Linked DNA regions of Homo sapiens: region 1 is linked to region 2. Evidence: chromatin loops called from intact Hi-C (ENCODE). Cell type or tissue: heart left ventricle. All regions are shown on one strand. Links, peaks and the distances in the headings refer to the core of each region. The heading gives the core; the rest is flanking DNA.

Region 1 (15,308 bases), core at 4,459-12,458, 76 kb before region 2:
TGCATAAGATCACTGGTAGATTCAAGTCCATGAGTAGAAAATAAAAACCTACTTAATTTCCACTGCATACTACAATATATAGAATTTAATTTTCTCCACAATGTTTAAAAATTCCATAAGTTTACGTAAAGTTTTAAGATACATGTAATTTGCTTTCACTTAGAATGCAATATATTCTAATTTCAAAATTATACTGCTATCTAACTTCAAAAGAGTTCCCTTAATGTTACAATTTGCATTTTACAACTCATGCTAATAAAATTACTTACTCTGAAGATGTAAATATACAAAATAAAATACGGAAACGTAAACTCAACACATTATTTGCCACTTGATTTTAACCAAGACTTTTGATACTATTTCCATACTCTTCTGTTCATTGTTTCAGAAGCTAGTAACTATTCTTCATTGTCAAGAATCAGGTAATAGCTCACATGTTAAGATAAAAAAAAAAGTTGAGTGTTTCTTTTAAAAAAATACCAAGTAGTTAGCTGAATGACAACATTATAGCAAATGCATTTTTAAAAAGAAGATAAGCCTTAGCAAGAAATATTCTTTCACATTACTAAGAGCTTCTTTCCTTGTATTATAAATCAATCTCACACAAATAAATTATGTAGTTAAAAACACTCTCAGGAAAGAATATTTAATGACATGTAAAGATGGTTACAATTTAATAAGTGAAAAAGCTAGATACAAAGTTATACCTACAGCACCATCCCAATTCAGGGAAGGAAACACCCTTAGTCATTATCAGCATGGTGGGATGAGAGATTTCTTTTCTTTTCTGCAGTTTTCTAAATTTCTCTAATGAGAAAGTGTATCTTTATAATCTTAAAAAATAACATCCTAAAAATAAGTGGCTCATAATTGATTGCTAGAATTGTAGAGTCTTCAAACTTCTTCAAACTTCAATCATGGTACTACGATTTTTCTGTAAAGAAGTACCTATTATTGCAGTCTTATGGGGCCTCTCCATGATGGAGAGAATGTTAGGCTTCCTACTGCTTCTAAAACTGATCCCTGAAAGGGCCAGACAACTTAAATTCAGACTCCTGTATTCACAAATCCATCTTGCTCTTAAGAGTGTAGCTTAGAAGCAAAGGGCAATTTTAGGAGTGAGGTGTATTTTGAGCCATTTTCTTTTCTACCTCCCACCCAGTGAAAAGCAAAGATCAGGCTCAGATAAATGCCTTCTGCTTATTGCTGTTGAAGGAAAGTGGCTGGCTTGCAGGGAGGTCCAAGAAAAATTGTTGACACTCAAACTCAATCAAAAAGCACCGAGGAGCCTCTCCTGTAGAATGCTTTTTCATCTCCCAAAAAGGGTCCCTCATGTCGAATTCTGAGATCCTTTCAAAAGACAGGCTCTATTTCACTGGTTTTCCATTCAAACATACCTTGCATCGGATTTAAACAGAACTGATCATCTTGTTCACTCTATAATCACATAGTTGGATTATTCACATTGCTCATAATGATGCTAACCAAAAGGGAATGTGACTCCTTGACACTAACCAGGGGCTACTGAGTCTTGAAAAAACATTAGTTCCAGCTGGCCTTGGGCTCATTCTCCTGAGTTGGAAGAATCATTGCCATATCACGGGCAAAACCCTGGGTTGGAGGTCAGAAGACTGTCATTCACCAGCCAAAGAGCTTGGAACAAAAATCTTCCTGTCTCATTCATGTTTCATTTTCATCATTTATAAGATGAGGGTGAGCTGTAGAACATTATTTCTGAAAGCTCTTTAAGCTCACCTCTGAGTTCATTCTGCAAGGGCAAACTACCCATTATGTCTTTTTAAACTAAGTATATACATATAGAAAGAGAGGACAAATAACCTTTTGAAAGCAGTAAAAGTTGCTTTGGTGGCAGGAAGACAGAATTTGCAGTTGAGAGTATAAATTTTGGGTTGGATTTTAGCTTCCAAACCAGATTCCTTAACTTTCTCCTTGAGATCTTGGGCAAGTCACTGTATCTCTCTCAGTCTCAATCCCTTTATCTCTACAATGGAGATAATTTCATAAGATTGCTATAAAAATAAATGAAAATTACATAAACCAGCTGGCATATTAAATAAATGCTGATAAATGTTAATTCCTGCCTTCCACTCCAAATCCTCTGTAGTGAGTTATCCAGAGTTAGTCTATCCATGTTCAAAATGATGAAGTAACATGAGCCATCAGCAGCAGTCACTAGAGGTAGCAAGATGATTGAAGAATGCGGGGGTGGGTAGAGAGCAAAAAACAAGGCAGAACTACACTCCTGGAGTTCTTGAGGTGGTTTCACTTCCTGCCCTGTACTAAGCTTCATGAGGATTAATGACAAGGAAGTGTTCTGTTTCCAAAACAGAGAAAGTATCACATCTCTTGTAAGGTTTAGAATTCACTCCGTCTCAAAAATAAAAAATCCCTTTTAGCCAAAGTCTTAGAGTTACAAATACCCTACAACCCTAGGGTCAGGTTGCTTGAGGGAAGGCTGTGCCAGGCTGGTGTCCTCTGAAAAGAATCAGGAGGAGAAAGGGAGCTTCCTCCTGCAGTGGACAGCCTGAGGCTGGCTGCTTGTTCCAGCCCCCATGGCCACTGCAGAAGACACACCTGTCCTTCCAACTGCGCAGCTTCCCAGCCCTCAAATCAACCTCCAACAGCAGGCCACTGGGAGTGCAAGGGCAGTTTCGGCTATTTCTCTTTCTTCTCTTCAAAGGTGATTTTCTTTAAACTGTACAGCTTGTTACTATTGTTGAGTTGTGGCTCCCCAGAGGATTATATATGTTTCTAAGTATGAAGGCATCTGTATGGCAATAAAACATGCAACATTCCCCAACCACTTCATTTTTTAATTCAGAAAAACTAGTTATAAACTCCCACAAACTGATGTTCTGAAGAGCACCCCATGCCCTGCACCCACACAAGCCTTTCAAAATACTGAGGAACTCAGAAGGGCCCTGGGCCTAGGAAAGAGCAGACTCCCTGGCCCATCCTCTATGTTCAGCTTCTGACAGATGCCATGTTCTGAGACCCACAGTCGGTGAAATTATCAATCTGCCTTAGCAGTGGGGCCTTCTGCCAACTGACCATCCAGAGAATAACAAGAACAACACAGTATCCAGCTTACTTTTAAGGAGAAGAATTAAAAAGAAATCAAACAGTTCCAGAGAGACAGAAACACTCAAAAGGCAAAGGAAAGTCCTCTGTTAAACGGTATGAAAGACCCAGGTTTCCAGAATGGCATTTAAGGCACTGGGAAGAAAGGCTGATTTCTCCCAGAGGGGCCCCGGCTTTGATGCCCAACTGCCCTCAAACATCAGGCTGTGCATTTTTGTATAGCAGGGTACCCTCGGGCGAGACAACCATAAACAGCTTAAAACAAGAATAGGAGATTCCATCTGTTTCTGGAATATTTCAGCAGCACCTGCTTTCAAGGTAAAAATCTGGGAGCTGTCCCCACAGCCTTCCTCCCCGACTCCCTCCCCCACCTCCCAAACACTTATTTTAAACTAAAGCAGCTAACACACAACCCAAAAGGGCTTCTGCCACCGCACCTGCCTGAGGAAACAGAGTCCTTTGATTTTATTCCTGAACTGTATGTGTTGTTTAAAAACACTGGAACAGTCAGCAAGGAAAGCCAAAGTTCTTAAAGCCAGACTCCTTTATTACTTCTAGCTTCTTTTTTGCTCCGTGGAAATGGAGCTTTTCTGTGTTTCGAGTGAAAATGAATGTAACACAGCTGAGAATGGATGCAATGGTCATTCCAGTCTTGAGATCAGAAAGTGCTCCAGAAGGAAGAAGGTTGTCACTGAACACCACTCAGGTTTAGAATCAAGTCCATATGCCAACTAGCATGGAAGAAGGGATAATCACTATCCTTGTTTTTAAAAGAAAACAAAAAAACCCCCTGCAGTTGAGGTTTGAAAAATCCAGTCTAAATCTGGGTGCTACCTCCAAAGTGACACGCAACATCCCTTCAAACAATAACCAGAAAAACCCAAGCACATTTCACATTCAAAAAATCACTTTTGCCTTGGTCTAAAAACATCATCATCTCTAATGTCTACCCGAAACCAGCTGACAGTATTCCATTTGCTACCGGATAAATCTAAAATCTTGAGCACGCCCCAGAAGCACTCACAATTGGACCCCAGACTTCGATGGTATCATCTCTTGCTATTGCTCCCTCACTGCATTCTCAGCATCCTTTCATCTTGCTATACCTTTCATTTCTTGGGGACTTTGTGTATCAGTTCTCACTGCCTAGAGAGCTGTTCTCCCATTTTCCTCCAGCCAAGCCCCCACTCATTCTGCAAGACTCAGTTTAACTGGAACTCATCAGCAACACTTTCCCTTATTCTCAAGTTAGAGATGGGCACTGTCTAATCTGTGACTTTGAAGAACCTTACACATAAATATGTTTTCTTAAAACAACACTGATCGCATTATGTTTTCATTACTTGTTTACATTTTCCCACCCCAAAGATTGAGCAGTTCCTAAAAGAGTGAGGGTAGCAGAAGTGCAGTGGGAGATGGATATCAAAATCAGAGGTGGTCCATGAACAGTGCACCTAGAAGCACATTAGATTTTATATTTGGTAAATGACAAGAAATACTTTTTTTTTTCATTTTGTACTACCAAGTTCAGAAAGTTCAGCTCATCAAAATCTTGGATGAGTGTGATATCTGAAGAGTTTTCAAATGGAGATCTGGGGCTAGATCTCTGTGTTCATGTTAAGGGACCTTGAAACAAGTGAAGGCCAGAGACCAAGTGTTATGTATTGCCCATTCTGGGTATATACTAGGTACTCAGATACTTTTTAATTGAATAAAAATTTAAAAAGTTAAACTAAAAAAATTTAGACAGCATCTTGAGGAAAAAAGTTTTTTCTTTCCAAAATGTATAATAAAATTAGTTTTATTTGGGTGTAAGGACAGTTACTCAATCTTTCTTAAGAGCTTCAATAAGATCCCAATGGAAGCAGGAGAAAACTGTAGGGCAAATATTTGTGTAGTTCCTTTATAAAAGACAAAAGGTATTTAATTATTGTATGACATATCTCCCCATAACCCTCAAACACAAATTTAAACCTTTGAACTCCTGTGTTCCTTCTGTTGATCCAGAACTAGAAGTTGGCTAGAAATCGCATCTTTCATTACAGTTTTGGCCTTGATGGAGTATGTGCCATTGGGGCAAATCAAATATCAAGTGCCATAACAAATTTCAATTCTAGGTCACTTTGTTTTATAATATTTAAAGATTTCAGAGGTAAATGCATATATTGCATCAGACTCAGATGGTACAATATGAAAATGCTAAAATGCTCTCACATCCCTGTGTTTATGATGGAGACTAACTAATCCGTAACTACTGTTCTCCTAGCTGGTGTTTTTAATTTAGTATCAACTCCCATCCAGGAACTCATTAAATAATGTGGCAAATCTCAAGGAGGAGTAAAATTCTTCAGTGGCAGGAACTAGTCAACCATGGGAGGAAATAATGCATTTGATTTATAGTGGCATTTGTGTTAATAGGACTTGTTTGGTACGACTAGGTTTCTGCCAAGGTTAGCTGGTAATAAGAGTTCATACCAAAGTTTCTAATGTTTTTTAATAAACATGGGCTTATTTCCCCATTCATTCCTTCATAAAACAAGTACTAGCTAAGTCCTTGTCCTTGAAGAGTTCCCAGACTAGCTGGGAATGTCAGCTATGTGCCAGAATATTCTTCAATAAACTTTGGATGTATTTGTGGGAGGAGAAAAAAACATAAAAATTCCCAGCCTTCATGGAGCTCATGCCCTAGTGGGGAGGAACAGAAAATAAAAAGGAACCTAATAAGTAGGTTATGTTGCACAAAGGGTGTCTAAAAACCTTTCATTGTGAAATTAAGTTTAAATTTTAAAATACAGATGGCTTAACCCTTCATGGACAAAATGTCTATCACTCAATATTGAACCTCCATTGTGAGATTAAAAGGTGCATCTCTTACAACTAGCATGAAATGAGTTTGGTAATGTGAACTACACTTCTTCCAACAACTATTTCTTATTTCCTCTCTGAATTTACGTCCCATGACACCTGTCCTCTCATTCAAAGTCTTTGGTGCCCTGCCCTCCCATTCTTGATGCATTTCCCTGTCTCTGATCCCAATGCACACAATATCTTGGATAAGCACTACACTAACTGCTGGAGATGCATGCATAGTTAATTAAGATCCAGCCTTTACCCCTGAAGAGTTGACCTTCCAATAGGAGGAAAACAAAGGAGGACCAAGGTTATGAGTGTGTAACTAAAGAATGCAAAGCACGCTGGGTGTGCCAGAGAGGGAATGATTACCTCTACATGGGGAAGGCTACTCTGCAGAGGTGCCTAGGCTGAGTCTGGGAGGATGGGTAAACATGTGAAAGCAGAGACTGTTGAGTGGTTCACATGGACCAGAAAGCATAGAAGTTTGGAATGTCAGACAAGGAGGAAGTGAAGCTAAATCCTGGAACCACAGGGGCTACGTCTGCACAGATGCCATAACTGAGAGCTACATCCCTTGAGAAGAAATGGAAAGCAAAAGTAGAGGTAGTTTATGAGCAGACTTGAGCCACAGCCCTGGGCACACTGTGAAGGGTGATTGGACCTCAAGGCACAGGTTAACTAAAGAGAAAGTATCTAAAGGAAGCAAGGAGACTGAGCAGCAGAAGAGGACAATACAACAATGTAACCTAGACCCAAACTGAGCTCTCATTCTCTTGGCAGACCTCTCCACTCCCCAGTGGATACACCGTCAACCAGTCATCCAGCTTTAACAGTAAACCCTTCCATTTACATGCTAGTCTCAGCCTAGCAATGTTCCCAAACCCAACAGAGGGAAAGTGTCAGTGGGTGTGCCCTTTATTTCCACACAAGCTGGAAAAGATAGCTTCTCTACCCTCATATTAAATACTCATAAAATTCATGTTCCACAATTCATCTAGGACTCTTTTATTTTTAGCCACAGTCACTATCCTCTGGCACTAGAAAAGCAACAGCAAGACGACACTATGCCTTGGGATCATTCTGTGTATTAGATACAGCATACTGTATTGTGATCATCCATCTCCCCAGCTAGTCTGGGAACTACTCAAGGACAGTGACTAGCTAATAGTAGGAATTCAATTAAGAACTGACACACAAATGAATGAATTAACCCACCGAATTTTTCTCCATAGTTCTAACCTACTATAACAGATTTAAAAAACACATCAATTGCTGCCATTTTTCATTCTAAAGGATGAAAGCACGAAGACTATTCAACTGGCTTCTCACAAATATGAAATCCAGGACCCTACTTGTATAGGCACACAAAGTCACACATCAGAATCAGAGACAAGCAAATTCAAATGTAAATTTTTAAATGAATACTTTTATCAAAATTTGCTGAGTGATAGTGCCAGTTTAGAATATACATATACATACACACACACAGCTTAGAAAGAAACACTGTAACCCAAACATATTATAGAGAAAAACCTTTTTGCAAAACTCTAAGAACTCAGTTTAAGCCTCACCACCTCCAAATGAATACATAGTTCACCTTGGACAACACAGGCTTGAGCTGCTGAGGTCCAGTTATACACAGATTTTTTTTTTTTTTTTTTTGAGACAGAGTCTTGCTCTGTCGCCCAGACTGGAGTGAAGTGGCATGATCTCAGCTCACTGCAACCTCCACCTCCTGGGTTCAAGCGATTCTCATGCCTCAGCCACCCAAGTAGTTGGGATTACAGGCACCTGCCACCACTCCGGCTAATTTTTGTATTTTCTTTCTTTCTTTTTTTTTTTTTCAGTAGAGATGGGGTTTTGCCATGTGGGCCAGGCTGTTCTTGAACTCCTGACCTCAGGTGATCTGCCCACCTCAGCCTCCCAAACTGCTAGGATTACAGGAGTGAGCCCACATGCCTGGCCAATATGTGGATTTTTTTAAAGTAAAAGTTATACCTTCCTCTCCTGCCTCCCTTCCTCCTCTTCCACCTCAGCCTCCCAAACTGCTAGGATTACAGGAGTGAGCCCACGTGCCTGGCCAATATGTGGATTTTTTAAAGTAAAAGTTATACCTTCCTCTCCTGCCTCCCTTCCACCTCTTCCACCTCTGCTATCCCTGAGACAGCAAGACCAACCCCTCCTCTTCTTCCTCGGTGTGAAGATGCTGAGGATGAAGGCCTTTATGATGATCCACTTCCACTTAATGAACAGTACATATATTTTCTCTTCCTTATGATTTTCTTAATAACTTTTCCCTTCCTTAATTATTGTAAGAATACAGTATATAAGACATGCAACATACAAATATGTGTTAGTCAACTGTTTATGTTACAGGTAAGGCTACCAGTAAACAGTAGGCTATGGAATAGTAGTTAAGTTTTTGTGGGTTTTGTGTTGTTTTGTTTTTGAGATGGAGTTTCGCTCTTGTCACTCAAGCTGGAGTACAGTGGCACGATCTTGGCTCACTGCAACCTCCATGTCTCGGATTCAAGCAATTCTCCTGCCTCAGCCTCCCAAGTAGCTGGGATTACAGGCATGTGCCATCACACCCAGCTAATTTTTGTATTTTTTAGTTAGAGACAGGTTTCTCCATGTTGCTCAGGCTGGTCTCAAACTCCTGACCACAGGTGATCCACCCACCTCAGCGTCCCAAAGTGCTAGGATTACAGTCGTGAGCTACCGTGCCCGGCCATAGTTGAGTTTTTGAGGAGTCAAAGTTATATGTGGATTTTCAACTGTGTGAGGGTACCAGTACCCTTAAACCCATATTGTTCAAGGGTCAACTGTATAAATATGCAGTGGCCTGGCCAGGGCTGAAATATAACAGACAAAACTGAAAGAGAAATTTTTCTTTAAAAAGAAAAAGACTGCACTGTTCAATCCAAATGTAAATAATCATTTACATCAAATTCTAATGCTCTGGGCAGGTAATTCTTGGGCCTGGGCTACTAAGGCGTGCTTGAGAACAACAGAACACACAGAATCTCCCAAAGCAGCCTCCTTCCTAAAGCCTCCCCAGCAGTCATCCTCCTGTGCCCAGGTTACAAATGCTATGCTTGGTGCAGAAGAGAGTCGACTTCACTGATTAAAAGCACTAATGATACTAAGATTTGTGTAGAGAAATGCAAATGTATAGCAGTCCAGATTGACAGTTAGTGAGCTTGGGAACTTCCAAAGTCAGCCCCTCCTCCCCTGTGGTGTGAGGGTGTGTGGGTTTGGGGAACAGAAGTCAGTGGGGGAGTCTTTTCTTGATGAGAAGAAGAAAGTGCAGAGACTAGTGCCGCAGAGAGCTACCCTTTCTGGAATCCATAGAGGGTCTGGCCTTTTATTCCCAGGCCCAGGCCCAACCCAAGCCTGGGGGCCCGGGTTTTGTCATGGGCACCTCCTGCTGCTGTGCCCTGGCTGTTCCACATGAGCAGAGAGAGACAGGAGGCAGGCCCCTCTGACACCTACTTAACCAAGGCAGATGGAGAGGGGAGCATGGGGGATGCCTTTACTTCCCCCTCAGGAGGAGCCCAGCAGGAGTCCACAGAGCCAGCAGCTCCAAAATCGGATTTCCACACATCCTCCCACCTCAGAACATGCCTTACCCCTCTGGCAGGAGGAAACAGAGCCTTAAGCAAGTGTGGCTCTGGTGTATGAGGGGCTTTTAGAAGACCTGAAGAAGCCTTCTTACACGATTCTTAATTTTTTCAAACCTCTACAGAGGTAGCCAAAATGGGACACAGTTCTTCATTCACCGACCCAAAGGGGGCAAGGGTGTTACTTTAAGGCGGACACAGTCTGTGTCTGCAAGATGTCCTGAGCTACAGACACATACTTTATTAATAATCTTACATACACAAAATGTCCAAGAGAAAGTCTAACAGGCTAATTTCTGACAGCTCCAGATAACAGCAGAAGGCACTGAAGCCACACTGACTCTCTGGCTTCCACAAACTACTCAGAAGAGATGGTCCCCTTTCCCACCCAAGGGATGTGATACAAATAAATAAATACAATTATCTGCAGAACTTACAGTGCAAGAACAACACTGTGAAGTCCTTCTCCCCAAATGCAGTGACTTGTGGGAAACAGATAGGAAAATGAAATGAACAGCTGGAAGATTTAATTACGGAAGAGCAATGCAGAAGCTGACATTGCTTCAGAGAACAAGCCAACAGCCCAAGCCTTCTCCCTTACCTTAAGATACAGAAGCAGCTCTTCGCTCCTGAAGATAAGCGGCAGAACCCGAATCTCTGTTTGCTGTCAATGTCAGTGAGCACGAATGTGAAGTTCTGGCCAACTTGGCTAACTGTGAGGCTGCAGCAAAGGCAGAACAAAGGGGAAAATGAATGTGCAGTAAGTTTCTTGATAAAGTATCTAATCACAATGAGTCGTTGAACTTATAACATTTCCTCTCTCAGTGGAACTCTTAAAATTTACACATTTCAAGGGAACAGACTGTAAGCTAGTTAAAAAAAAAAAAAAAAAAAAGACAGCCAGCAGCCTATTCTAGTGACCACCTCAGAAATCAAATAATCAGAGCTATCATACCTTCTCCTTACTGAGTTCAGTCTCTGAGGCAGCTCTGTTAGTCAGCCCATCAATTCCGAAAGGTGCCCTCTATTAACCTCATTTTGCTGATGAAGAAATAGTCTAGAGAGGCATTGCCTAAGGTCAGCTGATCAGTGGCAAAAAGCTGGATTTTAACCCTCGCGCTGATTCCACAGGCCACTCTACCAGCTTGCTGCTAACAATCCTCACCTGAGAACTTCCCTAGTTCAGAAAATAAGAGTGCTTGCCAGAGCAAAAGGTAAATGTTACTATGTGCCAGCCACAAAGTTAGACATCATATATGCGTAGACCATCTCCCTGACTCTCAGGACAACCATGGAATTTAGAGGATGTTCCCATTTTACAGAAAAGGAAACTAAGGACCAGAATACATCCTTAGTAACTGAATCACGTTCACACAGCTACAAAGAGGAGGAGCTGAAATTGAAACTGGAAAGAAAACAGGGCAAGCTTAGGTGTTACTTTCCTAAATTCCTATATCTTTCATAATTTCTGAATTTATGAGAAACATATTTCCTATTTTAGAGGACAGAAATAACCAAAATGTCTAGCATTGCATGGTGTTTTCTAAGAAATGGAAACAACATTTTAAAGAAAGACGTTAAAGGAAAAAAGCTAAAAATATATCAATACAAAAATTTAAAAACCACACATAAACGCAACATTAAAATATCTATTTTTAAAAATTTTAAAAACAATACTAATCAGATTACAGAAACTCTTTGTTTTGTTTTTCTGTTTTGAGATGTAGTCTCGCTCTGTTGCCAGGCTGGAGTGCAGTGGTGTGATCTCAGCTCACTGCAACCTCCACCTCCCTGGTTCACACAATTCTCCTGCCTCAGCCTCCCGAGTACCTGGAACTACAGGTGCCCGCCACCATGCCCAGCTAATTTTTTTATATTTTTAGTAGAGACGGGGTTTCTCCATGTTAGCCAGGATGGTCTTGATCTCCTGACCTCGTGATCCACCTGCCTCGGCCTCCCAAAGTGCTGGGATTACAGGCGTGAGCCACCGCGCCCGGCCAAACTCTTTTTTTAAAGTTGTAAAATGTCTAAAAATCCAGTTTTTAAAATCAGTTTACCAGTTAGCTTGGATTTCATTCCATTTTAAAAATTTAAACATCCCGCTTCCGTCACAGTTATGGCGGCTAAGGCTACCACCTACTTGCCCAGCTGTTGCTGCTAGAGCTTGTAGACAAATGTATAGGCTCAAGAATTCACATTGTGGTGAAGAGTCATTAAGAAATCGTGGGTACTCTTCTAGGAGTTGATGACTTTGTCAAGATGGACTAGAAGAGGTCACTGAGTTTGAAATCACACCAGAAGGAAGAAGTACTATTGTTGTTATTATTATTACTATTACTTTGAGACACAGTCTTGTTCTGTCACCCAGGCTGGGGTACAGTGGCACAATATTGGCTCACTGCAACCTCTGCCTCCCGGGTTCAAGTGATTCTCATGTCTCAGCCTCCTGAGTAGCTGGAATTTCAAGCGTGCACCAACACGCCCAGCTAATTTTTGCATTTTTAGTAGACAGAAGGTTTTGCCATGTTGGCCAGGCTGGTCTCAAACTCCTGGCCTTAAGTGATCCGCTTGCCTCAGCCTCTCAAAGTGCTGGGATTACCGCCTGGCCAGGAAGAAGTATAATTAAATTAGAGCAGATTTTGCTAAGTGGAAATAATATAACAATGCTAGTTCCTGTCAGAGAAGAACCTGAAGAGTGAATGGGTTTCCCTACCTTATGCTAGATTCAGTTTTGTCTTATAATGGCAACAAAATAGAATTTGCTTTTTACCTTTAAATGCTTAGATCCCATAAAGCTAAATTTCGCATTCAAGGGAAATCCTTTGAAGATGTATATCCATTTTTGTAAGTTACAGTAATTATCTCAGAAAAAGAAGAAAAGAGTTTTTTCTCTGAAGATTAAAATAAAGGTATTTTTGGTTAAAAAATCCAAATTCTAATACATGAATTTATATTAACGTAATATGCTAGAATTCAACACTGAGTTATTCAAAGGAACTCATCAACTCATATTGTATTTTACAAAGTGTATTCAAATTGGTAAAATAGTCAAATCTATGCTATCAATTATTACTTTATAAATTATCAGAAGAAATTTAAAAATCATGGTTTACCAAGCTTTTTCCAAAGGTAGAATTCTTATTGAGTCTTTGGATATGATATGAATAAAGTTTTCAAAGATAGGGTAGACTTTCTAAAACTCCCTTATACAGCCACATAAATAATTAAAATTAAAGGAATTTTCAAGGTATTCCAATACAAAGGTCAATGGACTCTGCCTGGTCATATTTAAGGAGACAACTCCATCTCTTAGAGAGTGGTTAGAGAGTACAAGAAAATAATTCAGAAAGAAAAAGTGTTCCACTCTCCTTATTTAACTAGGAAGGTGAACAAAAACAAGGTGGCAATTTAAAAGCAACGTGGTCATAAAGCAGGTGTAAGTAATGCTATCCCTCCACCTTACACAGCCAGGAGAAGAAACACATTTCTATAAAAGTTATAGGGCCGTCAAGGGGACACCAAACGCTACCTTCCTATGCCTGTTATGTTTTATCCATAAAGCTTGGATACTGTGTTACTATGGTGATTTAATACTATGTTTTAAAGGGGGATTATATGATTAATTTTAACAAGGTTGAGAACTGAAGATGTGTGAGAAACAGCATTCTAGCTCACATAATTAAAGTGATTGGGGAGAAAAGTGGGCCTCAATGGGGGAGGGGAAATCCTGTTTTATTAAAATATTTAAAGCAACAGGTCTGGATGATTCCAAGTTACAAATAAGGTTGTGCTTTTAAGAAACACTACTACGTGATCATACAAAATATGATTGTTCAGTGTTTTAACTCAGGTTTTGATTTCACTTCTAGAATGTTTAAAATGAATACTAAGTATCATCCTAGAAAGGAAGGGTATCGATAGGACTCGATGAAAAGAAAACACCCAGGATTCTCCAGGAAAAAGACAGAGAATGAATGCACCTGACTTGTGAATTGTGTGTCATTAATTTCCTACTCTCTTTTTATTCCTATTAAAAATGCTGGAAATGTGTTTAGCTACCCTACAGGCTCAGAGAAAGAATCATTACTCATTTACCTGGTTCAAATCCCAACTCAATCACTGACTAAATTTAGCAAGTTACTTAAAACCTTTAAGCACCTGAGTTTCTTCACCTGGAATAACAATGAGACACTACCATCCAACCCAAAGGATGTTTTGAGAATAAATGGAAAAGAATTTAGTATAAAGGTCAGTCCAGAGTAGGAACAATTAAAAAGAGGGACGCAAGCTGTTGCCAACTGTGAAAACTAAAACTCACATTAAAAACTAGGCCTTTGCTTAGAATCTTCCTGATTCAGCTTTATAATATCTGTGAGTAGAGGAAGAAGTCTGCTTTCTTTTCTCTCTTGCCTGTTGCATATTTTTCAGGAAAGGCTAGTCCTCTGGGTGACCAAGTGACTGATGCTTGCCTTACAGTGAAAAAGATTCTTTTTGGGGTGCCACAGCTTACCAGGAGGTACTTATTCTCAATTGATTCCCTTTTTTAATTCCTGGTAGGGTGAAGTAGAAGTCGACAAAAGCCCAAAACCAGTAGGCTCTAAAAGATTGTTTCCTTGGACAATTTCCAATAAACTAAAGGTCTGGCAAGGGAAGTCAAAGAGGTTAACTTAAAAGGGTTCTGAATCTCCAAGGAATTTATCATTCTCTCTCTCCTACTTGCTGGGGTAGTCTATGGGAGTGTTCACTATTTCTCCATAAAAATGACCTTGGGGAAAGGGTCTGCTTCCTTAAAGTCTGCAGTTTGAGTTTACCTCAGCATCCATAATTTCCAAAGGAACCAGAGATTTCAGGATGATGGAAGCTAGGAGAAACCATCTCACCCAATTCTCATGTTTCACAGATGAGAAAACTGATATTTAGGGTTTACTTTCATTTTGTTTTCCAAGGTTATCAGGACTAGGACAAAAATCCAAGCCAACTTCTGGTTCAAAGTCCTTTCCATTCTGCCACGCTGCACTAAACACAATGAAAATCCTCCCTGGGAAGCTTTCAACTCGGTTTAAGGAACTAAGGTATGCGAGGAATTCAGATAGTTGTCTTAACAAAAAACCATATTTTTCACTAAGCTAGGGAGACCACATTTGAAGTTCTCCAGAAATAAACCCAGGAGACCAGGGCCAAGACCAGCCTTAGCTGTGCTTCTTGTAGCTTCCCGTGCCTAGGTGAATATGAAAAACAAGGGAGAAAAGCAATAGCTATTCAAGCCACAGACCTAAACCTTCATGCTTCCTTTTAAATGCCTATCAGCCATTCAGGGCCTCTCCAGTAGCATTTTGCTTAATCTTGAAGTTGTTTACAGGGCCAGTGCATGAATGGTATGAAGCATGAGGATGGACAGTTTGATTCTAGTCTCCCAGTGAGAAACAAACTTTTACATGTGAGCTTCACTTTAAGTTTCATTATCCATTTTGCAAATTGAGCTACAACTACACTGGGCACTGTAACAAGTGCTGGATATACAACACTGAACAATATAGGCAGGGCCCCTGCCTTTGCAGGCTTTCTGTCTAGATAGAGACAAGTAATAAACAAGTATACCACAAAACATACAGCTTGTAATAGTGGTATTACAAAACCAAAGAAGAAACGAAGATAGAGGAAAATGGAAGGGAAGGAAAGGCCCTACTGAGATAATGTGGTCAGAGGTAGCTTCTCAGGGATGGCAACAAT
Region 2 (15,308 bases), core at 2,342-10,341:
CTAATTCTGTAAGAGTGTATATTTATCACATGTAAAGTTTCATCCAGAAAGGAAGATGTGGTTGACTGTAATTTTGTATCCGATTTTTCACCCCTCTTTCCTGGAGAAAATTATACATCCTTGCCTGTTGGCATGTGACTTACAGTGCCCTTCTCTGTGAAAGCAGTGGCCAAAGAAATGTGAATGCAAGTGGCCTGTGCCAATTTGCAGCTAAAGCTTTACGAGCTATCACATGGTTCCATCAGTTTTCTTTTTCTGCTGCCATGAGAAAAGGATGTCCCAGATGAGGGCTGCTCTTTCAGCTTGGATACCTGAGTGAGAGTCAAAGCTGACCCTAGAGCAGAGCTATAACCAAAAGGTACTGTAGGAATGTAATGAACTTTTGTTTTTCTCAGTCCCCTGAGATTTCTGGGGTCCTTTTTGTTAATTTCTTCAGGCAGCATAAGCTAGGGGAAGTTAACTAATACAAAAGATCCTTGATGTGAACTATGGACTCTAAAAATTATTTCCACAGCCTGGGCAACAAAGTGAGACCCCTATCTCTACAAAAAATACAAATATTAGCCAGGTGCAGTGGTTTGCACCTGTAGTCCCAACTTCTCAGGAGGCTGGAGTCAGATGATTGCTTGAGCCTGGGAGGTGGAGGATGCAATGAACTGTGATCACTCCACTGCACTACAGCACAATGACAGAGCGAGACCCTGTCTCTATAAAAATAAAAATAAAATAAATAAAAAGTATTTCCTAATGTCCTGGGCCAGAAAGACTCCTATAAGCCACCATGTTCTCCCCCATGCCCCTCAAGCCACTGCTGCAATACACATTTCCTTTCCTCCACCTTACTTCCAGAATACTTGTATCAAACCATTCCTCACACCACATTCCATGATACCCTTGATTCTCTTGGCTGAGGTTCTCAGTATTAGCTCTCCCCTTTTCACCTTGCCTCTCAGACTTGGTTCAAGATACCCCTTGGCTTCCCCTCTAATTAAACCTATTCTCCACTCTGTCCCATCTGCCATGTTCCCAAAACCTGCAACTTCTGCACAGCCCTGTGGACAAGCATCTCACCCATTTATCAGGTGTGAGGATTAAGCACCAACTAGATTCTCTTAGTGGGAGGCCTATCAAAAAGCATTCTTTAAACTCTTCTTTTAAACTGATGATGGTACAAAGCACTATAGAAACAGACGAGGAAATACAAAGTATGACTCTAGAAATAAGCAATAATGTAAACCTAACTTAAAGCTAGAAAATAACTTCTGTAATTCCAACAAACCCATGATTAATTATACAGTGTGGATTTAAAAGTATACATCTACATGTAGAGAGCTTAAAAAAAATCAAAGCTTGTAATGTATGACAAATTCCTGAAAAAATATTTTTCCATTGAAAAAGAACTCAACACAACTCAACTAATTATGTGGGAGGATTCATATGTAGTTATTCATGCATATAAAAAATTAATTATAGGTTTTCTGCAGTCTATATTACACATATACACCCACATCACATGCATCCTATTTGGCCTCTTTTCTCTTTCACTTATAGTTCCTGTATACCTGCCTTATAATGTCAGGGTACTTGTTAGCCTAAAGTCCTAAGTCTGAAAGAAAAGAAGAACTAGAATAAGATTATTTAGTGGCCTCAGGAAAAAGATTTTGTTGTGACCTTGAATAATTTCATTAATGGATATATAATATATATATATATATATATATATAGGTGGGAGGAACACCTGACCCTGGGAGGTCGAGGCTGGTGATGCAGTGAGCCATGATCATGCCACTGCACTCCAGCCTGGGCAACCAGAGTGAGACCTTGTCACACACACATGTACATGTACACACAGACACAAAATTCTAGCATTTAAGAACATGTTTCTCCCAAGGATATGGGCTGATTACTGAAGAGGCAACTAAGGGGCTCAAAGGTGATCAGAGGTTTCAAATCCCCAACAGGATGAAGAAGACAAAACTGTAATTTTTTGTAGGGCCCACAGAATAGAAGAGGTCCCAGTAAGTGCTTTAGGCTTTGGGTTGGACCTCAAATAATTATACCTCATGAGATGGGTAAAAAGGAAATAGATGAATCCTCAGAGACTAAGCCCATCTTCAAATCACCTAAACCCCTAATTGGGAAGGAAGGAAGGATGGAGCAAGGGGATGAGACAATTGCTAGCATGACTAGCCTTAAAAAACAAAATTAATATAAATCCTCTCTGGAGGAGGATAATATTACCCTAGACCTTAAAATATACCTGGTTTTGAATATACAACAATTGGCACTCAATAAAAAATTACGAAGTAAACAGGGACAAAAGAAAGGTGACAACAGAGATTCAAAGCAATAGAAACAGACCCAGAAGGGATTCAAATAATACTGGCCTCAGACACAGTTATTTCACAGACTGAAATAACTTTGCTCAATATGAGAAAGAAAGAAAGACGTGGAAGGGAGAGAGAGAGGGAGATAAGATGGAAGACAGGGAGGGGAAGAAAGTTTAAAAAGATTGAGAGTTTTGCATAAAATTAAAACTGATAAATTAGATTTTAGAACAAAAAAATGAATTAATAACTCAGTGGACAATAGATTAGTTGAAGAAAAAAACAAGTGAACAGATAGGTCAGAAAAAAATATCCAGATTAAGCCCAAATGGATAACACTGAAAAAGAGAAGGGAGAGTAAGTTATATATGAACTACTGTGACTAGGCCTAACTTGTATGTCATTGGGAGTCCCAGAAAAAAGATAGAAAGAGAATTGGCTTACAAGAAATAATAAGTAATGTTAAGAAATACCCAAAATTCATACCAAAAAATCAGATCCCAGATTTAAGAAACACTCTAAACCTCAAGCAGGACAAATGCAAAGACATTAACACCTACACTAATCATAGTGCAACTGCTAAAAATTAAAAATGAAAAGGAAAAACTTAAAAGTAGCCAAAAAAAAAAAAGAAAAAAAAATTGCCATTAAAGGAACACCCATAAGACTTACAGATGACTTTCCAGCAGAAACAATGTAAGCCAGAAGACAATGAGATGATATTTTAAAGATCCTGAAAGAAAATAAATGCCAAGCTAGATTTCTATACCCAATGAAAATATCAAAAACCAAACTGAGATTCTGACAAGAAGGTTGCAGAACTGTCATACAGTTTCTAAAACTCTGAGTTCCCAAAGATAGGGATCTCTTCTAGGACAAGGACCTACAGCAAAGTGAAGCTTCTGGAAGTAAAATCAAAATTGAACAGTATAGAGACCACAGAACTGAAATAAAGAAAAAGTTCAGGAAAAGGCAGGAGAAGGGAACGGAGCCAGGCAAGATTAGGCCACAAATCATATGCTTTTAAGCATCACAGGAAAACTTTACAAGAGATAGCTCAGTGAAGTATAACAGCTACCTACTTCTCCTCCTAAAGGTTCAGAAAAACTAATTTCACATATAAATGAGCAATAAATGAGTGTTAATGTAAGATCCTATAGGAAGTTATGATTAGAAAAAGCAGAGTAAGATTCAGACTAATGTCCCTAGAGACAATGAAGGCATGATAGACAAACATCAACACAAAATAAAAACCATAACCTTCCTTTCAAATTAGTTAAAATACTTTAAGAAAATTACACATGACATGAAATAATACACAAATCAGAATTACAAAAATGTAAAAATGAGGTGATGAACTCACAAAAAAAATTCAGACTTAAAAGAAAAAAATCATCTCCAATATGAAAACCAATTAGAGAAAACACAGTAACAACAACAACAACAACAAACCACAACAGATAATGCCTTAAGAGAAACAGAAGGTAAAAGGAGATAAATTCAAAAAATCCTGAGGAAATAGCTAAAAGGGATTCAAAGTAAAGTGACAAATATTGAAGATAGGAAAAGAAAATCAAACAGATGGATAATAAAAGGCAAAAGAAGAAATAAAAAACAAGGAAACAGGTACAAAAAAAGAACTGATACAAGAAGAAATAGAAAACCTGAATAGGTATAATAACTATTAAATACAGGGAACACATAATTAAGACATGTTTAATGGAGAAAACTACAAGCTCTTATGGCTTCATTAGTAAGTTCTTCCAACCTTTTAAGGAACAACACATATCAATATCACACCAAATTTTCCAGAGAATAGAGAAAGAGGAAACACTCGTTTTGAGGCCAGTAAAACCTTGATACTAAAATCTAAAGACAATGCAAGAAAGGAAATTTATCCCTCATTTAAACATTGATGTGAAAATTCTAAACAAAATTTTAGCAAAAGGAATGCAGCAATATATTAAATAATAATACATGACAACCTACTTGAATTTATTCCAATAACACAAAGGAGATGTCTTAATCTGATAAAGGTTATCTATTTTTAAAAACTGTGTCTCACCTGAATGTTCATCCAAATGGATAAGCAAATTATAATATTTATACAATGGAATACTACTTACCAGTAAAAAGAATAAACTGCTGATAGGTGAAGCAATATGGATGATTCTCAAAAAATCTTTATGTTGAGTGAAAGAAGCCAGAACCAAGAGAATTCCATTTCTGTAAGGAAATGCTATAGAATACCATTTCTATAAGGTTTAAGAAAAGCAAAACTAATCTATGGTAACATAAATCAGAACAGTTGTTGTCTCTGGTGGGGTAAAGGAATTGGAAATAAAGAGAAGAGTATATGGGAAACTGAGCTACATCTTGACTGAGGTGTTAATTACGCAGGTGTATACATGTTTCAAAATTCAAACTGTATGCTTAAGATTTGTTCATTTTACTATATGTGAGTTATAAATCAATCAAAAAACTCAATTAAAAAAACCTATAGCCACCGTGGTACTGAAAGGTGAAATGTGGAAAGTTTTCCCTTCAAAACAGGGAAAAGAGGGCCGGGCACAGTGGCTCACAAGTGTAATCCCAGCACTTTGGGAGGCCGAGGGGGGCGGACCACCTGAGGTCAGGGTTTGAGACCAGCCTGGCCAACATGGTGAAACCCCATCTCTACTAAAAATACAAAACAATTAGTTGGGTGTGGTGGCAGACGCCTGTAATCCCAGCTACTCGGGAGGCTGAGACAGGAGAATCACTTGAACCCGGGAGGCAGAGGTTGCAGCGAGCCGAGATCATCCCACTGCACTCCAGCCTGGGTGACAAGAGTGAAATTTCATCTCAAAAATGAAAAAAAAAAAAAAAAAAAAAAAAAAACCAGAAAAGAATAGGAAATCCTGCCATCATCAATCTCATTAAACATTATACTGCTGGTCTTAAGCCCACGTAATAAGAACAAGAAAGGAAGGCATAAGGATTAGAAGAGGAAATAAAACTATTATTTGCAGGCAACATGATTGTGTTTAAAAAAATACAATATCTACAGATAAATTATTGGAATCAATAAAACAGCTTAGCAAATGTGCTGGATACTACGTCAGGTTTCAAAATTTAACTGTATTTCAACACATCCACAAATATTTAGAGTATGAAATTCAAAGATACCATTTACAATAGCAGAGAACACTAAATACCCAGAAATAAATATAATGAAAATAAGCAAGACTTATACACGAATATCTATAATAACTGAAAGAAATGACAAAAGGACCTACATTACATAAAGGAATCTGTCATGTTCATTATATAGTCTTCATGTGAAGACTAAATATGTAAATAATCAAATCTCCTCACATTTATATCAATTCAATGAAATCCCAATACAAATCTTAGCAAGGCACTTTAAGGGAAATTAACAAACCAATTCAAAAATTATATGAAACTACAAAGACCAATAATAACCAAGAAAAAACTTTTAACAATAACAAAATGGGAAGACTTAGTCTACTAGGTATTAGAACTTATTATAAAGCTTCAATAATTCATTCAGCTGGTAGTGGTAAAATAGATAAAGAGACCAGGAAGAGACCCCTGCATACATGGACATTTGATTAATGAAAGTGGCAATGTGGAAAAGTAGAGAAAGGATGATCTTTGCAATAAATAGTGCTATGCCTACTGAAGATTCATATGGCAAAATAATAATCTCAGCACTCTGGGAGGCTGAGGTGGGCAGATCACTTGAGGTCAGGTGTTCAAGACCAGCCTGGCCAACATGGTGAAACCCTGTCCGTACTAAAAGTACAAAAATGAGACAGGCATGGTGGTGAGTGCCTGTAATCCCAGCTACTCGGGAGGCTGAGGCAGGAGAATCTCTTGAACCCTGGAGGCGGAGGTTGCAGTGAGCTGAGATCATGCCACTGCACTCCAGCCTGGGCAACAGAGTGAGACTCCATCTCCAAAAAAAAACAATAACAATAATAAGTGAGGTGATGGACATGTTGATTCACTTGATTTAATCATTCCACATTGTACACATATATCAAAACATCACTTTGTACTCTATAAATATATAAAATTATGATGTCAATTAAAAATAATATTAACTTTTAAAAGAGTGGAAAGATAAGGCACAGAGTACAAGGTAAATTATAACACATAACCAAAGAAACTGTATCTAGAGTATACAAAGAATTCCTTAAAAATAACAACAAAACAACATAGCCAAATAACCAGCAGGTACATTAAAAGATGTTCAACTTCATGGGTAATCAGGAAAATGCAAATTAAAACCAAAGCAAAATACACTACCCATTCATTCAGAATGGCTAAAATTAAAAAGACCTTTAATAGTAAGTGTTGGTGATGATATAGAGCAAGAGGAGCTCACACAGCAGATGAGGATGCAAATCAGTTCCACCACATTGGAAAACTTGGCATTTTATGCTAAACATACACAAACAATATGACCCAGAAATTTCACTCCTATGTACATACCAAACAAAAGTGGGAGTATACAAACACCAGATATATTTACTATAATGTCATAGCTCCATTATTTGAAATAACCAAAACCAAAGGGGAAACATAAATCTCTACAGACAGTAGAATGGATCGATTGTGGCATATTCATATTACAGAATAGTGTATAGCAATGAAAAGGAGCAAACTACAGGTGCACACAAGGATAATCTCACAAATACAATTGTTGAGCAAAAGAAACCAAGTAAAATATTAAATACACTCATGACTCCATCTATATAACTCCATGTATATATGTTGAACAACAGGTAAAAATGATCAATGCTATTAGAAGTTAAGATAATGGTTTTAGCTGGGCACATTTGCTCACACTGTAATCATAGCTACTCAGAAGATTGAGGTGGGAAGACCATTTGAACCCAGGTGTTCAAGACCAGCCTGGGCAGCACAGCAGGAAATTAGCCAGGTTGGGGGTCCGGGGGAGCGGTCCATGCCTGTAGTCACGACTACTCAGGAAGCTGAAGTAGGAGGGTCCTCTGAGCCCAGGAGTTTGAGGCTACAGTGTGCTATGATTGCGCCACTGCGCTCCGGTCTGAACGATGGTGAGACCTCATCTCAAAAAAAAAAAAAAAAAAAAAAAAAAGGAAACGAAAGAAAAAAAAACAAAAAGGTAATGGTTCTCTAATTGAGGGAATGGTGTTTGGAAAGACACATAAGGATGGCTGGCAAGATGCTTACTAATGTTCTATGTCTTGACCTGGATGTTTTAACTTTGTGATAATCCATCAAACTGTTAACTTGTATTTCTGCATTTTCCTGTTTGTTCCTGTTTTTCATGTTATAAAAAAGTTTTTCTAAACATAAAAACAAAAACAAATAGCTGGAAAAAAAATCAGAATTTTACACTTTTTGGCAGACAATTTTTTTCTCCACAAATTCCTTAGGGGGGAGAAATGTGAAATTTCCTATAATGATCAAGTGAGAACCCTGCCAATTCCTAATTCCCAAGACCTACTCTGAGCTTTTTTAGGCATAATACATGAATTTCAGAAATGGTTAGTAAAAAAAAGTCATCATGAGCTTCACTAGCAGTAAATAGTCCTGAATGTGCCTCCATGTTTGATGTAATTATTTAACTGGGAAAAAGAAATAGCCTATATATTTTTCTGCACCTAAGCTTTCTAGTAAGCAAATGAGAGATATTCACCTTTCAGACTTTAGAAAGATCTTTTGTATTGATAACTCACATCAATGGGTCTTAAAACCAGCTTCAGGCCGGGCACAGAGGCTCATGACTGTAATCCCAGCACTTTGGGAGGCCAACATGGGCAGATCACAAGGTCAAGAGATCGAGACCATCCTGGCCAACACGGTGAAACCCCCTCTCTAAAAATACAAAAATTAGCTGGGCATGGTGGCACATGCTTGTAGTCCCAGCTACTCGGGAGGCTGAGGCAGGAGAATTGCTTGAACCTGGGAGGCGGGGGTTGCAGGAAGCTGAGATCACGCCGCTGCACTCCAGCCTGGCGAAAGAGCAAGACTCTGTCTCAAAAAAAACAGGCTCAAATAGAATACAGTTGTCTATTTTTTATTATCACTACTGTTAAATGAACAAATGCTTGATTTTTAAATCCTTGATACAAATTGAGACATTTGATACCTTTGCCAAAAGAAAATAGATAAAAGGAATCTACCTCCTCCACAATTCAGCAAGCACCAAAAGAAGTTAATTTATTCAACACATAAGGGTCACAACAGAATCATAAAAGCAGTCATCATTTACTGAGCTTTACTGTGTTCTGGACACTTGCTAAGTATATAAGAAACTCACTTCATCCTCACAACAATACTATGAGGAGGAATAAATTATCTTCCCCCATTTTACAGATAAGGAAATTGAGGCTTAGAGACATCAAATAATTTGCACAATTAACAAAGCAAGTAGCAGAGGGAGCTTTCAATCAGTTCATTGGTTTGGTGTGAAATACCTGATTTCTATTTTCTACTTTGTGTCTTTATTTTAAAATTTTAAGCCTAAGGACTATGAAATGCAGAGAACACGTATATATATGCTTACATAGATACACATGCATACGGGTTTTAAAGGCCCCAAACTACTCACACGTCATAAGCCCTGTATATAGCTCTGCACCAGAACAGAGCTTAGGTTTTCTCCAAGAAACAAAACGGACTTCTCAATGATAGACGAGCAAGCCAAAGCACCGCATATAGTAAGTCTACAAAGCATTAACTGGATTAATTAGCAAGGGATTTGAGAAGCAGCTTGGAGCTAGGAAACCAAAACACTAAATTGTTTAAATACTTTGGCAAAAGATCAAGGTTTCTAGGCAGCACTGGGTCTCCTTCCATCCTTTTCGTTCCATGTTTTAACACATTTAACCTGTCTGAGGTAGTTTTTCATGAGATATGAATGACATTGTCAAAATACCAAAAAGAAAAGAGAATTTAAAAAATACTGCAAGCTGTTACCAATTCTGCCAACAGGCAAGAGCCCAGGCAACATTAATTACAAATCAATCGCTCAGGACATAAACAGCTCTTATCACTGGTAAACTCTCCCTCTAAAATAACTTGCTTTAGAGGGGAAAAAAAAAAAAAAAAGCAAATGTCTCTTCTATTATACTCGGTGAACTAATCAGGACAATGAAACCAAATAAAACAGGAGAAAATGCACCAAATAGCAAACGTGAAAAAGGAATCCTAGCTAGATGAACGCCTGGAATGCTACCAGAATAGCACTGTCATTTAGAAATAACGAAGAGGAAGTGGTCAGGGTAGGGACACTAGCTGAATGGGTTTCTGGTTTCCAGGAAGTAAGAATTTTTACAACGCAGCTGATTTTCACAAACACATATGGCAGCAAAATGATAAAAGGCGGCTTTCAACAATACAATCATGGTAGAGGTGGGGGGAATCTGTGTCCCTCTAGTAATGAAGGTAGTTTTATAATGGTCAAGCACACTCATCACAGCCCTCACCACTGCCACACACACAACTATCCAATCATAATAATACATTTCAAAAATCAAAGGATCCTTCCAGAAGTCTAGTTCATCTAGACCCTATCCACAAACTACTATTCGTTTACCTAACTCTTTATCTTGGATATCTGCATTTTCCTCTTGATTTCCAGGAAAAAAAAAAAAAAAAGAAAAAACCTGAGTACCTTTCTACTGCAAAAACTCTCAAAACACACTCCTCCACCACACACTTCGTTCACTCCGATAGAAAAAAATTAGTAGAAAAGAATCACTAACTTTCCATCAAAATACATTCTGACTTCTGTTAGGTCCTTTGGGCTTCCTGAGGATATGGTAAAAAGTGGTATATGGTATATATGCTATATAAAAGTGGGGAGAGCTTCAGCTATGAAGCCTGGCAAAAGTGAGATGGTTAGGGGTTGTTTTCTCAACCTCCCTCAATAAAATGAGGAAGAAGGGCTATCTCAGAATTTGAGAATGAGAGATCTGTGTGTAAAGTATCCAGCAGGGTGTCTGACACACAGTAGGTGTTTGGCAGTTACTATTATTATTTCTCCTTGGTTCCGGGGACATGGTATGTTAAGTTTCAGGATAACATAAATTCTTTCCTGAACCAGAAATTTTATTGACAATTAGATAAACAAGCTGTTAGCAGATTACAGTAGGGTGCTATCTGTTGATTTTGAACAAAATTTACCTCAGTATGTCCAGGGCACTGTCTCCAAAGGTTTCACGACACTCTCACATTAATTGTGCACTTTCATAAAATAACTATGAGGAAAGGCTAATGGGCAATAATACCCCTGGGCTCACATATGAATTAACAAGACTGAAGGAAATCAGGGAGTTCACAGTGCAGCCAAGCTCACACAAATTTCTTGACTATGGGTATTTTATTCACCAGACTTGGCTTAATATGAGAGAAAAAGTAACACAAGTTCATTTCTTCAGTCAAATTATAGAGGGGAAAAATACGGTTAAGAAGAAAAAAGCTAATATACTTTTTTACAAAAATAAAAAGGATATATAATAAAATACCAAAAGAAAGGTAGCCAAAAAGGTGGTTAAGTAAAATATATTATAGTTTGAGTCTAAGTTTTTCATATCTCATATTAGAGAATTTTTAAGTGACTTAATATCACATGATATTCATTTCAAATTTGAGGAAATACTAAAATGTTACTGCATATAACAAATTTCTATACAGAAAAATGTATACAGGTATACATTTTTATAAATAATTTTTAATGTTATCTTACAAATAAAAGTTGTTTATTCACATTACAAAATTTCCCAGACTTTTTCAAAAGAAGTTCATTCCCTTTCTGTTTCATTTAACAGATAATTTACAAAAATAGTAATATAAAACGTTTTGGAATATTTATTGCATAAAATAGGCTACAATACAACTACATTTGTTATCTTCTATAGTTCCCTTACTAAACATATATTGAATACCTACTACGAGGAAAGTACTCTGAATACCTCATATTATTACATTTCTTATGCCATTAAATTCTCAAGATAATAAAATAGGAAGGGGATAGTAATTCCATATTACTGATGAGAAAACTGAGATCCAAAAAGGTCAAGTGCCTTGTCCAAGTCAGTTTACTGGCCAAGAAAGGGTCAGGATTTAAACTCCTCCCAACCGAGGATAAAGCCTGTGCATCTTATGTTTTGCATGCTGCTTTCCTATGTTCCTAGATTGTCTGCAATTAGAATAATCAAACGATCCCACCATTCCACTACATTCACAGACACCAGTGTCTCATCACTCAACAAAGATACTTCACAATTAGCACCCCCTTGCCTGCCCCCAAGAGGATCGACCATCTTTCAACAAACCAGGTCAAGTTAAAGGAGAAAACACAACTTCAAAATAGTCCTGTTGCATTAGCATAACCCAGAAACAATCAGATACCTATCCAGGGGTAAGGTATGGATACAAACATTATATATATGTAGTTTTTCTGAAAACTGAAAAACCAAACTATTTTAAAATTACTGTTCAACCAGATACTACTATCCAGGGATAAGGTATGAATAAAAACGTTATACATATGTAGTTTTTCTGAAAACTGAGACACCAAACTATTTTAAAATTATTGTTCAACACTATATAAAGAAGGCTAAAAGCACAATTTGGGAGCCCTGACTCTATCATGGCAATCTCAACCTAAACCTCAAGGTCAGCACCTCTTTTCCTAAAGAAAAGGAAAAAAACTGAGAAAGTGGAGAACCTGCCCAAATGTAAAGACCAAGAAAAACAGTGCTAGTCTACTTTGACTTCAGCTAATCCAACCTGATGGCATAAAACATATAAACCAATGCAATTTCTACACTATTCTGACACTGCTCCTGCACATGTTGTGGCAAAAAGACTGTACTATTTCTTTCATTCCTCCTATGAAACCTCTATGATGGGACCCATTAATAATCCCATTTTATAAATTAAAAATACGAAACAACTTGTACATCCTATCGTCACACAGCTTATAAACTGGCTGTACCAGAACCAGAATTTACGCTTTTAACCAACCCATACTGATGCAAAACCTTGTTCCAACAGAGAAGTTGAGCATTCCAGAAACACAACCTAACCATTAACCTTAAGCAGAGCTATTATAGACACAGGCAGCACAGTACAGACCTAGAATCGAATCAACAATCCACTACTTACTAGCTGTATTACCTTAAGGCAAGTTACTTCATCTTTCTGTGCGTTGGTTTGTAACACTTATAAAATGAGGACAATAATTAATCTCTTATGGGCTCCAGGAAGAATAAGAAAAAATACACACATACTTGTTCATCTGTGTATATATGTATATGTCTGTGTATGTGTATATGTGCGTGTATATATATAATATGTATATACATATATATAAAGCAAATAGAAGCTTAACAAACGTTAAGTTACAGCCACGAGCTTTGCTCCATTTCAATACTCAGTTATAAGAAAAATGATGATACTTGAGGAGCAATTGCAGAATCTGCTAGTGCTTTAACTGAATCCTTAGAAAACTGAAATTTGGACAACTTAAAAAAAATAGCCATATCAAGAATCATTAGTAACAATAGATCAGACCCAAAGATTTCCCAAATGTCCTTAAATTGCATTAGATATGTTGGCCAATCAATCATTCAAGGCGGTACCTGGAAAGAAAACCTAACAAAGAAAATTTCTTTTTCCTTCTACATTCAGTTTCCTTGTACAGTGGCAAGTAGGATCCAATTATGGATTTAGACCCTCAGGAAGCCCTACCTAGGAAAACCTCATTCTGAAAGAAAATCACTTCACCCTCACTCAGTGGCAGTGCCCAAACCCTCCCACTGTTTCCTCAGTTTGCAAATACAGCAGATAACGGAAATATTTTATTTATAGGGAAGTCCATAGCACATTTAAGTAGAAATAATCTTTTTAGGTGTATTATCATCTCCACAAAAAGCCACACATGGGCAAGAGCCATATCTTTTTCCATGCAGACATGTTTCACTCTGCTCACGCGGAAGGGGCAGTGCAGCAGAGCACCTGGAGGCCACGGGGACCATCCAGGTCTGGGCTGAGCCACACGCTCGAATCGACCTTGGGTACAGACAAAAAGTGTCTGTTAACGGTGGGAAGCCAAGCTTGAAAGATCATATAGACCACTTTGAACCATTACCAAGATAAGTGGTGAACGAAGGAAGCCAGCAGAGGCAAAGCCATGATGAAAGAGATGAAGCCACCCTGGTGCATGACTTTCCGGTTCCAATTGGTCCTCATGAAGCCCAGCTGGTTTTGCTTCCTGTCCTTCACTGTACAACAGACCTCTCCACCTCTATCCCTGCCCTTCCTGAGCTAGTTTTAGTGAAATTCCACCCCTTGTATTCAAAAACGCCTTAACAAGGACATTAGCCCACTGCCTGGCACACAGAAGGGATTCAATTAAACACATTTAAAAAACAGGAGTACAAACCTTATAAAATACATGATGTTAGATGGGGCATTCTCATAATTACAGTTTCCGCGACAGACAGGCCAATTTCCCTTAATCCACTTATCCAATAATTGTTAAGGAAATAAACAGTATTTGACACAACACGACACTTTATTCCAATTTATCATCTAATAATAATTAAGCATTCAAAGCTTACAATGAAAGCACAGCTCCACAGTTCATATTGTTCTTTTAAATTGAATAATTTGGAATCCTGTGAAGAGTTCCACCTTACAGCAGATTCCCTCATTCTTGTGCAAATACAATCTGTCTATCAACATATTAGCATTTCAATCACCCTTGTTTTTTTCATAACTGGGAGAAGCTGTCTTCATTTATTCCTATTGAGCATCTACCACCTATGAATTATTTCTGAAGCTAAGCAGTAGAATTGAATTTAAATCCAAGTAAATGAGAAACCGAAACTATTTTCAAAAATAAATGTAGGACACTGGTTCCAGTTGCATACTCCCAAATATTATAAATGTTCTTTAATGATTAATTTACTTTAAGGTGAAAATAATTTCTTTTGAATTAAATTGTTATAATAGTTAGAAATGGAACATCGACCCCATGTTTCAAGTGTTTTTGTCTATTTTTTTTTTTTTTCAAGAATTCTGGATCAATTTATATTCCTGGAGTAAATACATCCACCACTCAAAAAAAATTTTTTTAAGTCCCCTTTAAGCATCCCTTTAAGGTACTGACCATAAATGGTGTAATTTGCCCTGGACATCATTAAAATGTAAAGTTAATGAGGATTCAGCTGAAAACAGAAGGAATGTAACCTATTTTCAGGCAAAAGTTCTAACACAGCAATCAGAGGAAAAAGCTCTTTGATGTTTCTTTGTCTCTTCTCATTAATTTTTTTTGTCTCAAAAAAAAAAGACTATTTAAACTTAAAAAAAAGCACCAAAGTTTAAACATGATAATTATAACAGAACTCCAATGAGGTCGTTAGAATTTTTTATGAGATAAACAAGAATCAGTCATATATACATGGAGATAACACCACCTACCTGGCAGAGTTATTATAAGTTTTACAAATATTGTAAGTAAAATGTATAGCAGAATAGCTGACACATGAAAGGTACTCACTTATATTATCTCCCTCTTTGTCACACTCTGTCCCCAAGGGCCTAGCACAGTGCCGGTACAAAAATAGTAATCAAAGAGTCGCCATTATTATTATCACATATGCTGTATTTTTTTTCCTACTGAAGAACTCACTATATTAACCCTAACCTTCTTTCCAAGATTTATGCAAGACTCAGCACCGCCTGTTACTAGGCAGGTGGGGCGTTATCCAAATAACCAGCATGGAGTAAACAGTCTCGTGTGACATTTTATCATGTGAAGTGCCTACACAGGTATAAATATTATATCTTTTCTGGTTTTATTGCCTCATTTTACAATTATGCTACTAAAGAGCAAAATAGCATGCAGAATGTTAAGTGGCATTCTGCTGCTTGGAATTTCATCCCAAGGCTCCATTCAGAATAACAAATGTG

What was found. A loop is a pair of places that touch in the nucleus more often than their neighbours do. Peaks named below come from ENCODE experiments on the same cell type or tissue, not always from the same donor. Only the 100,000 strongest peaks of a DNase experiment are listed, where the experiment ranks them.
Region 1: it touches region 2 in a loop (2.5-fold over the local background); 2 of 110 quality-filtered maps call a loop at or near these places.

The regions. Positions count from the first base shown.
Region 1 is chr9:123,747,524-123,762,831 of GRCh38, forward strand. It overlaps DENND1A (DENN domain containing 1A), which reads right to left. Exons shown (of 24, transcript NM_001352964.2): 5 at 10,180-10,299. Among named protein-coding and RNA genes, the nearest start is that of DENND1A, 170 kb to the right of the region's middle. RefSeq lists enhancers at 2,413-2,542, 6,527-6,576. In heart left ventricle, for the core only: no CTCF peak of the experiment used is centred there; no DNase peak of the experiment used is centred there.
Region 2 is chr9:123,825,694-123,841,001 of GRCh38, forward strand. The region is part of intron 2 of DENND1A (DENN domain containing 1A); the gene reads right to left. Among named protein-coding and RNA genes, the nearest start is that of DENND1A, 97 kb to the right of the region's middle. In heart left ventricle, for the core only: no CTCF peak of the experiment used is centred there; a DNase peak (open chromatin) is centred at 7,338; H3K4me3 peaks cover 838 bases.